Linked DNA regions of Homo sapiens: region 1 is linked to region 2. Evidence: chromatin loops called from intact Hi-C (ENCODE). Cell type or tissue: Panc1. All regions are shown on one strand. Each heading gives the region's core, and the rest is flanking DNA. Links, peaks and the distances in the headings are about the cores only. Region 1 has its middle 310 kb from the start of LINC02963. Region 2 has its middle 240 kb from the start of LINC02963.

Region 1 (2,920 bases), core at 300-2,799, 72 kb after region 2:
AAAATTGACCTCTCATAGTTATTGATCTTAAAAATTGTTTTTTTATGTTGCTTTACATAAATCGGATTGTGAAAAGTTTGCTTTTACTGTACCATGTATCAATAATCAGGAGCCTGCAGCTCGTTATCAATGGGAAGTACTTCCTCAGGGAATGCTGAATAGCCCTACAATCTGCCAGCTTTATGTTGGACAAGTGCTTTCACCAGTTTGAGCCCAATTTCCCGAGGCCTATATTCTTCATTATATTGATGATATTTTAATTGCTGCCCCCACTGATAAAGAATTAATCGATTGTTACAAAATTTTGAGCCACTGTGTTACAGAGGCTGGAATACACATCGCTCAGGATAAAATTCAACAGACCACTCCTTTTCAATATTTAGGAATGGTGGTTGATAAACAATGTATTCAACCTCAAAAAGTTCAAATTAGGAGATATTCTTTAAAAACTTTAAATGACTTCCAAAAACTTTTGGGTAACATTAATTATCTAAGACCTACTTTAGGCATTCTGACCTATGTGCTGTCTAATTTGTTCTCTATGCTGTGGGGAGATTCCTATCTCCACAGAGCTAGGACTTTGACCCCTGAGGCTTTACTAGAATTGGAATTCGTAGAGGAAAGAATCCAGACTGCCCAGTTATCTAGAGTAGAGCCGTTCCAGTCTTTTCAGCTTCTGGTTTTTGCTTCATTACACTCCCTTACTGGACTAATAGTTCAACATAATGATTTAATGGAGTGGAGTTTTCTTCCTCATTCTATGTCAAAAACTTTGTCTGTTTATCTAAACCAAATAGCCATATTAATTGGACAGACTTGGTGCAGAATACTTCAAATTTCTGGATTTGATCCAAATGTAATTGTAGTTCCTTTAAATCAGCTCGAAGTTCAAGCTGCAATTCAGCATTCTGTACTGTGGGAAATTCACTTGGCTGATTTTATTGGCATTATTGACAATCATTATCCGAAAAACAAATAGTTTGATTTTATAAAAATGACGTCTTGGGTGGTTGCTCGATTAACCAAAGATCAACCCATTCCTGAGGCCATTACAGTGTTCACTAATGGCTCCAGTAATGGCAATGCTGGCTATATAGGTCCTACAGACAAACATTTCTACCTTTTATACTTCTGCTCAAAAGGCAGAGCTAACTGCTGTGATTACTGCCTTACAGGATTTCCCCAAACCTTTAAATATTGTTTCAGATTCCACTTATGTTTTACATGCCACTAAAATTTAAAAACTGCTACTGTCAAACATATTGATAATTCTGATTTGGCTTCTTTATTTTCAGGGTTACAACAGGCGGTTCACCAATGTAGACACCCTTTCTATATTACACATATTAGATCTCATACCACTTTACCAGGACCCATGTCTGCCAGTAACCATAAAGTTGACTGTTTGGTCTCTTTTACAACCCAAGAAGCTCAGGAGTTCCATAATCTCACTCATGTCAATGCTGCTGGATTAAAAGATAAATTTGCTCTTACTTGGAAACAGGCTAAGCTTATTTTTCACAGCTGCCCTCAGGTCCAGTTCTTCGTACTTCCAAATCAGGAACCTGGCGTTAATCCTAGAGGCCTAATTCCTAAAGCTTTATGTCAAATGGATGTGAGTCATGTTAGCTCCTTTGGCAGACTGTCATATGTGAATGTCTCTGTAGATACCTTCTCAGGTTTTATCTGGGCTACTTGCCAAACAGGGTAAGGCACGACCCATGTTAAGAAACATCTGTATTCTTGCTTTGCAGTTATGGGGCTTCCATATCGAATAAAAACAGACAATGCCCCTGGATATGTTAATAAGGCTTTTGATTCATTTATGAAACAGTGGGGAATTTCCCATATTACTGGAATCACTTACAATCCTCAGGGACAGGCTGTGGTGGAAAGGGCCAATCACACTTTAAAAACCCAATTGTCCAAACAGTCTGAACAACCAAAACATGATTTAACTACTCCCCACTCCCAATTACATTTGGCATTGTTTACTTTAAATTTTTTAAATGTTTCTAAAGATAATACTCTAACTGCAGCCGAATGCCATTATACACGCAAAAAAAATCCTTAAACGAAGGCAAGCCAGTGTTATGGAAAAACTCCTAAACCAATTCCTAGGAACCTGGCACAATTATAACGTGGGGAAGAGGATATGCTTGTGTTTCACCAGGAGATCTTCAATCCCCTGTCTGGGTACCCACCAGAAGACTCAAGCTTCGGGTGAATACTGACAATGAAAACCACAGAGAAAATAGGTCTGTGTCAGAGACTGCCCTCAGACGTGTTGAGATCTGTGCTGACTCCTAAGAAACAGGCACACCAAATCACAATGGGTGTAAATCAGTCCTCCCTGATGGCAATGGAGACCCATCTAACCAATCCCACTTCTCCTCATTACCTTTCTTTTTCTCCTTACAAACCTAAAAGTCTCACCTTTTCTACTAGCCTGAAAATAACATCCCTCTGTTCTTCTCTTCCTCCTTCAGCACTCAATCGTTCTTACACTAGTGTTTACTTAATAATTCTCCACCTTATACTTTCTGTCTCACCAGTTTCCTCTCACACTAATTTACCTGCTACACATAATTATTCTTATTGGGCTTATGTGTCTTTTCCTCCACTTATTCCGACTTCTCATCTGGGTAGATACTCCTGCAGAAATCTACACTAATGATAGTGTGTGGATGCCTGGAGCCAGAGATGACCATTGCCCTGCTCAACCAGGAGAAGAAGGCACTGCATTTAATGTTACCATGGGCTATAAATACCACCTTCTGTGCTTCAGACATGCATCTGGTTGCATACATCTAGAAACTCAGGTCTGGGCTGCTTATCTTCCGGAAAGATCAGCTACAGATAAAACGGGACATATGGTCTCTGGCCTCTCCCTTTCTCCTTTAAAACAAACGAAAGGAGG
Region 2 (2,920 bases), core at 112-2,611:
CTCAGATAGCTTCCTTCTAGATTTTATCCTGGGATAGTCGCTTTTTCACCATTGGCATGAATGAACTCCCAAAAGTCCATTTGCCAATTCTACAAAAAAAGTGTTTTCAAACTGCTGAATGAAAAGAATGGTTTAACTCTGGGAGATGAATGCACACATTACAAAGCGGTTTCTGATATAGCTTCCCTCCAGTATTTATCTGTATTTTCCTTTTCACCATAGGCCTCTATTCACTCCCAAATATCCCTTCACAGATTCTACAAAAGTGTGTTTAAAAATTGCTGAATGAAAGGAAAGGTTTAACTCTGCAAGATCAATGCATATATCACAAAGCAGTTTCTCAGATAGCTGTTTCAAAAGAGCTGGATGAAAAGAAGGAACATCACACACTGGAGACTGCTGTGGGGTTGGGGGAGGGGGGAGGGATAGCATTAGGAGATATACCTAATGTAAATGATGAGTTAATGGGTGCAGCACACCAACATGGCACATGTATACATATGTAACTAACCTGCACGTTGTGCAAATGTACCCTAAAACTTAAAGTATATTAAAAAAAAACAAAAACAAAAACAAAAAAAAAAAGAAAAAAAAAGAAAAGACAGGTTTCACTCTTCGAAACGAATACACACATCACAAAGTGGTTTCTCAGGTAAATTCCTTCAAGTTTTTTTCTTGGGATATTGGCTTTTTTGCCATTGCCCTCAATGAGCTCCAAAATGTCCATTCACAGAATGGACAAAAACAGTTTTTCCCAACTGCTGAATGAAAAGAAAGGTTTCACTCAGCGAAATGAATGCTCACATCACAAAGCAGTTTCTGTGATGGCTTCCTTTTGTCTTTTATTCTGGGGTACTTGCTTACTCACCATTTCCTCAATGAGCTCACAGATGTTCATTCGCAGAGTGGACAAAAAGAGTGCCTCCAAACTAGTGAATCAAAAGAAAGGATTAACTCTGTTAGATGAATGCACACATCACAAAGTACTTTCTCAGAAAGCTTCTTTCTAGTTTTTATCTGAAAATGATTTCTTTTTCACCATAGGTCTGAATGCTTTCCCAAATATCCCTTCGCAGATCCTAAAATAACAGTGTTTCCAAACTGCTGAATGAAGAGAAATGTTTATCTCTGGGAGATAAATGGAAACATCTCAAATCTGTTTCACAGATAGCTTCCTTCTAGTTTTGTCCTGGGATATTAACTTTTTGGACTTTGGCCTCAATGAGCTCACAAATGTCCATTCACAGAATGAACAAAAACAGTGTTTCCAAACTGCTGTATCAAAAGAAAGTTTTAACTCTGTGAGATGAAAGCATACACGACAAACTAGTTTCTCAGAAAGCTTCTTTGTAGTTTTTATCTGGTGATATTTCCTTTTTCAACATGGACCTCAATGTGCTCCCCAATATCCTTTTGAATTATGAAAAAACAATGTTTCCAAACTACTGAATAAAAAGTACAGTTTAACTAGGTAGGATGAACGCATACATCACAAAGCAGTTTTTCAGAAAGCTTTCATCTAGATTGTATCCTGGGATATTCACTTTCTCACCTTTGGGCTCATTGAGCTCCCAAATGTCCATTCACAGAATGAACAAAAACAATGTTTCCACAGAATGGACAAAAACAGTGTTTCCAAACTGCTCAATCAAAACAAAGGTATAAATCCGTGAGATGAATGCACACATCACAAGGCAGTTTCTCAGAAAGCTTCTTAATAGTTTTTATCTGAAGATAATTTCTTTTGCAAAATAGGCCTCAAATCTCTCCCTTCACAGATTCTACAAAAAGAGTGTTTCCAATCTGCTGAATGAAAAGAAACTTTTAATCCTAGGAGATGAATGCACACATCAAAAATCGTTTCCTCAGATTGAATCCTTCTAGTTTTTATCCTGGGATATTCTCGTTTTCATGATTGGCCTCAATGAGATCACAAATGTCCATTTGCACAATGGACAAAAAGAGTGTTTCAAACGGCTGAATGAAAATAAATGTTTAACTCTCTGAGGTGAATGCACACATCACAAAGTAATTTCCCAGAAAGCTTCTTTCAGGTTTTAAACTGAAGATATTTTATTTTTCCCCTTAGGTATCATTGTGCTCTCAAATATCCCTTTGCAGATTTTACAAAAAAAAAGTTTCTAAACTGCTTAATGAATAGAATAGTTTAAGTCTGCAAGATGAACGCACACAACAGATAGCGGTTTCTCAGATAACTTCCTTCTAGTTTTATCCTGGGATATTTGCTTTTTTGACACTGGCCTTAATGAGCTCCCAAACGTCCACTCCAGAATGGACAAAACCAGTGTTTCCAAAATGCTGACTCAAAAGAAAAGTTTAACTACATGAGATGAATGCACACAACACAAAGCAGTTTCTCAGAAAACTTCTTTCTAGTTTTTATCTGAAGATATATTGTTTTTCACCACAGGCCTCAATGCACTCCAAAATATCACTTCACAGATCCTACAAAAACAGTGCTTCCAAACAGCTGAATGAAGAGAAATTTTTAACTCTGTGAGATGAATACACACATCATAAAGTGGTTTCTCAGATAGCTCCCTTTTAGATTTCATCCTGGGATATTCACGTTTTTGCCACTGGCCTCAAAGAGCCCAAAATGTCCATATGCAGAATGGATAAAAACAGGGTTTCCAAATTGCTGAAAAAAAGAAAGTTTTAATGCTTTGACATAAATGCACACATCATAAAGCAGGCTCTCAGAAAGCTTCTTTCTATTTTTTATCTGAAGATATTTTCCTTTTCACCATAGGCCTCAATGCACTCCCAAATATCAATTGGTGGACTTTACAAAATCAGTGTTTCCAAACTGCTGCATCAAATCAAAGTTTAACTCTATGAGACGAATGCACAGATCACAAAGCAGTTTCTCATAAAACTTCTTTGTAGTTTTGATCTG

The links. Peaks named below come from ENCODE experiments on the same cell type or tissue, not always from the same donor. Only the 100,000 strongest peaks of a DNase experiment are listed, where the experiment ranks them.
Region 1: it touches region 2 in a loop (2.3-fold over the local background); 3 of 110 quality-filtered maps call a loop at or near these places.

What each region holds. Positions count from the first base shown.
Region 1 is chr12:34,525,528-34,528,447 of GRCh38, forward strand. No RefSeq gene overlaps it. Among named protein-coding and RNA genes, the nearest start is that of LINC02963, 310 kb to the left of the region's middle. In Panc1, for the core only: no CTCF peak of the experiment used is centred there; a DNase peak (open chromatin) is centred at 1,624.
Region 2 is chr12:34,453,575-34,456,494 of GRCh38, forward strand. No RefSeq gene overlaps it. Among named protein-coding and RNA genes, the nearest start is that of LINC02963, 240 kb to the left of the region's middle. In Panc1, for the core only: no CTCF peak of the experiment used is centred there; no DNase peak of the experiment used is centred there.